Regions from separate parts of the Homo sapiens genome. Here region 2 is linked to region 1. Evidence: read pairs that join two places in POLR2A ChIA-PET (ENCODE). Cell type or tissue: PC-9. All regions are shown on one strand.

Evidence for each region. Peaks named below come from ENCODE experiments on the same cell type or tissue, not always from the same donor. Only the 100,000 strongest peaks of a DNase experiment are listed, where the experiment ranks them.
Region 2: POLR2A ChIA-PET joins it to region 1 with 6 read pairs; 3 of 35 experiments call an interaction of 5 or more read pairs at or near these places.

The regions. Positions count from the first base shown.
Region 1 is chr3:149,597,949-149,600,448 of GRCh38, forward strand. All of the region lies in intron 2 of WWTR1 (WW domain containing transcription regulator 1), which reads right to left. Among named protein-coding and RNA genes, the nearest start is that of WWTR1-IT1, 53 kb to the right of the region's middle. In PC-9, no CTCF peak of the experiment used is centred here; no DNase peak of the experiment used is centred here.
Region 2 is chr3:149,365,782-149,368,281 of GRCh38, forward strand. No RefSeq gene overlaps it. Among named protein-coding and RNA genes, the nearest start is that of TM4SF1, 11 kb to the right of the region's middle. In PC-9, no CTCF peak of the experiment used is centred here; DNase peaks (open chromatin) are centred at 420 and 1,400; H3K4me3 peaks cover 419 bases; H3K27ac peaks cover 2,500 bases.

The DNA.
Region 1 (2,500 bases):
TTTATAAATGGGATTGTAGTTAAAGATTTTCTGTATCTGCTTCACTCAAAACAAGCAGCATCTGTACTCAAGTGCATGCCTGCAGGTGAGTGTTGTTGGTTAAGCTCAGGTGAACAGTGAAGGTCCCTGAATATGTGACAGGGCCTAACACAGGTGTTGGTGTTTGACCTACAATGTACCAGAAAAGCCGTAAAGGCAAACCCCCCAATAGATCCTTCACATTACCTGTCTCCTAGCAGCATGTCAAAAATCAGTGCAAACGTAACAGAAGAATGCCAAAGTCAAGAATACAACTGAGAACATCTTGAAGCTACGAATTAGTACTTGCCACCATCCAGCTGTTGGTTGCCTATAGATTATCAAGAATTTTACTTGTATCATTATCTCATTTAATACTCACAATAATCCTGGAAAAATTATTATCCCCATCTTATAAATGAGGAAACTGAGGCTCAAAAGTTTAAAAGACTTGCCTGAAGCTACATAGCTCATAAGTAAAAGAGTAGGAATTTGGACCCAAGTCTGACTGGCACTCAAGCCAAGCACTCTTGAAATTTTCTTTAATCTTCTTTCTAGTGTCTCCTAGTGTCTCCCAAATTGCTTGGATTACAGGCGTGAGCCACTGTGCCTGGCTGGTTTCTGTCTTTTTTCTAATGCATGTTTTTTCCATGGCTGTGACCATATTGTGGAAAATGCTGTATTCCATTTTTTTTTCATTTAACATCATAACAATATTCAAATGCCGTTAAAAACTTTCATCAACATCATAATTTAATTAACAATTCCTTACTGTTAGATATTTATATTTTTCTTTATTCATTACAAATAATGCTTCAACAAACATCCATAAGCATAAGCTTTTCTCAATGTTTTGAGTTATTTCTTTAGGCTAGAGCCCCAGAATCAGTACCACTGGGTCAAAGAGCATGAATGTTTTATCATTTGCTTATTTTTTTTAGAGTGAAAAAAGTACGGCCTTATTACTTGTAAGTCATTATATATGGATTTTTAAATTATTATTTGTACATAAGAACAATTTTAATGATATTTGCACTATCAAATTATCTTTAATTGGCCAACCAATTTTTATGACACACTGACATGTTTGGATTATATCAGTCCATAAGGTAAAGATTCCAAAATGGCAATGACCAAGGTCTACCATAGGCACCTTGGTTAGAAAGTATCACTCTGCATAGTACTGACTTGTAGATGAATAGCTGGATATTGGAAGGAAGATTTGATTCATGAAGGTTAATGGGCTGGGGAAAGCAATGGGTCCAATTAGCAAATGGATTGTTCTTGGACCTTCTGCTAGTCTCAAAAGGATAAGCTTATGGTTCCCATGGCCCATGGCAGAAAACACAGAACAAATAACCAGGTTAAACACTGAAGTTCAAAAGTTGGCCAGTAATGGTTGTCAAGGGCTGTGTCCAGGAAATCCCGCCAGACAGGCACTGTTTGCAAATGGCTGGGAAATATGGTCTGTTGCCATCAAAAACAGATGAAAAGCAGGATTTGGTTAAAAGAGTAAGTCTTTGCGCAAGCAAAACCTTTCCAAAATAAAGAAACAGTGTATAGCTGTTGCCAACTGACCTTGACTGAAAAGAGGGGCCAGTCCTGTACCAATGCTCATTATAACCAGTCTCAAACTACTTAAATGGTGTTGAGTGGAAATAAGACTTAATCAAGTGAAGAACCTGCCAGCTTTGACAGTGGTAATATCCCAAACTAAAATCCTCAAGAGTATCATTAAATCAAAAATTTTTTAAACTTAAAAGTAAAATACACCAAGGCAATAATATCTACTTTAGTATTAAGAGAAACTACAATAATATGAAGGAGGATCCATTAAGTTACATGTTCAAAAACATCAAAATTCCAAGAGTTTGAGACATCTTTAAATAGCGACAAGGTATATAATGGGCCCTTCATCTTCACCTGTTTCACATCCTGGGATTCAACCAACATTGGCCTGAAAATATTCAAAATAAATAATGATAGTACAACAATTTGTAAAAATGAATACAAATAAAAAACAATACAATGATACAGTATAACAACTATTTACATTGCATTTACATTTTATCAGGTATTATAAGTAAATCTAGAGATGATTTAAAGTATAAGAGAGGATGTGTATAGGCTTTATGCAAATATGATGACATTGTCTATAAAGGACTTGAGCGTCGTCAAATTTTTGTATCTTCCAGGGTCCTGGAACCAATCCTTTCCGGACACCAAGGGACAACTGTATATCACACAGTGTAATCAAATGGGGCAAGGGCCTATTAATAATAATCTCTTCAAGTAATGCCATTATTAAGAATCAGTAGCAGTAGCTTTAATTAAGATTCTACCTGTAACACAGTCCCCGATGGGAATATAATTGAGTTAATATATGTAAAGTGCCTGGTACATAGCAAACACTATGAAGTATTAGTTAAGCTAATAAAGTCACAGGGCCAAAAGGGAAAAGAGGAGCCTGACAGCTTCCTCA
Region 2 (2,500 bases), 230 kb before region 1:
AAAAATTAGCCAGGCATGGTGGCATAAGCCTGTAATCCCAGCCACTTGGGAGGCTGAGACAGGAGACTCGCTTGAACTCAGGAGGCAGAGGTTGCAGTGAGCAGAGAAAATTAAAATAAGGAAAATCCAAGCTGTAGTACACAAAGCCCTGATAAAAAGCCAATGTTCAAAGTAAAGGTATGCCATTTCGTTTTAAAATACAGAAAACAGATACATGGTTGATATTTGTAAAAATCTTACTTGGTGGCTTGTCTAAGAAGAAACTGTGCACTTAACATTTCCCAAACATGCAATTGAAATTATAGGCTCCCCATTATATTTTTAGCCTATGGTTACTGCCAGCCTCACCTGGCCCATCCCTTCACCTAATTGCAGGCATAATTATTCCCCTGTATTTACTGTAGGATGACTCCTCTGTCCAAGCACAAGAACAATGGTTTTCTTACATACCTGGGGAGTTTCCCTTAAAGACTGCGGGCTCCTCCCTGAATTATTTTAGGACTGAATCTTTCTTCTCATCTCATTTTTGTTTTATTTCTAAAAGTAATATGTGCTTATGGTAGAAATTTCAGAAAGTATAGATAAGCGAAATGAATCAAGACAAAAATCACATTGAATCTGATTGAAATTCCTTTTCAGTAATATATTTAAAGGGTATTTATAATATACATATACCTAGTAGAGAAAGACATAGAACCCTTCTTTTCTATATTTTCGAAACTTTCTCTTTCATGTAATGTTGTGCGGTTCATACATTTACCCTGATTTAACAGCCACTGACTACATTTATCAAACCAATTCCTTGTTATCAGAGATTTAGGCTCTTGCCATTTTTCCTGGTGTTACAAACAATACTCCCATAATTATTACTGGAAACTGAACTATTGTGAACATCCTTGATGATTTTCTTAAAATAAATTTCTACAAGTAAAAATACTTGGCTAAAGGATGTGTAGGCTTTATATATTGTAGACACAGATCACCAAATGGCTTTTCTGAAAAGTTGCATCAAATCCCATACCTGTTCTCACCATGGGTAAGCATCAGAGAAAACAATGAAAAAGATCTCACACACATACAAGAAACTCATACTGTGGTAAAGGTAGCATTCTATCAATTGTCTGAGATTTCAGTGCATGAGATTTCCTTTATGTAGGAATGTATTTGTAAATTTGGTCACTATGGTAAATTGACACTCAGAGGCCACGTGTACTATTCAAGTGATTCAGATTCTACAGTAATTTTTATTGTTTTAATGTTGTCAGGTAAGAATGAGCTGTTTTAGTACAACCCCTGAGGGAGTTTCCAGCCAAATTGAAAGGCCTAGAATATTACAAACCAGGAGCGTAGGCTATAAACAGAACTTAAGGAGGGTGTAAGGTAATTTGTGTAAGCTATTTCCTTCAGGTGATGACAATGTCTACTATTAAAAGATTCACAAACAAGGGGAAATGTTGAGTCACTCAAACTTAGGCTCTAGGATAGGGATGACTAAGGCTCTCAGGGGCCTGTCAAAGTCCCCATTAGGTGGGTGGAGTATCTGAGTGCCAGTGTAGGATAGGAGGAAGACTCTAGCCCCTGGGCCCTGGTGGCAGAGCAGGTAGATGAGGCAGAGGAGAGGAGCAGGGAAAACACCGTGTTCATGTTACACCAACTTGGAGTTAAATCAGTGTTGTTTTTTTTTTTGCTACAGTGTTTTTCATTTGCTAAAGATGTGGCCTTGGACAGATTACTTAACCTCACTGAGCTTTGAGTCTATAAAATAGAGAGAAGTAATACCTTCTAGGGCTGCTGAGAGATTTCAGTGGAATAGTATGTGTAAAACTAATTACAATAAGTGACATACTGAAGGGACTCAAGAAATTGTTGCTGTTATTATGATAATGGTTGATAATTATTATTGCTATGTCCTTTGAGGATAGATTTAGGAAAAAATGATGCTTATGACTGATTATTATGCCTTTTATCTTGGATCCTGTATTGCAGGGGTTTTTAATCTGGTGTCCAAGAATTCCCAAAAGACCCCATGGATAAATAACTGGGGGAGTGGGGTGTTAAACTTAGATGGGAAAAAAGTGTCATTTTTTACTAACTTATAACAAAAATTTAATATTTCCTTTAATTATGACTATGCAACAAACCAAAGTAGCATCAGTAATACTGATCATACTTTGATCTACAATAAAAATTTGCATATGTTTTCATATCACATTAAATTTGCTGCAGGTATCTCGAAATATCATTTTAATTGAAATTGTATTTCAAAAGTATGACAGTTAGGGGGCTGGGGGGCAAGGGGAGGGAGGGCAAATACCTAATGCATGTGGTTGATGATGGGTTGATGGGTGCAGCAAACCTCCATGGCACGTGTATACCTATGTAACAAACCTGCACGTTCCGTCCCAGAACTTAAAGAAAATAAAAAATAATAAAAATAAAAATAAATAAATAATAAATGTGCTTAGCATATTGGCTAACTCTGCTCAGTGAAAAAAAAAAA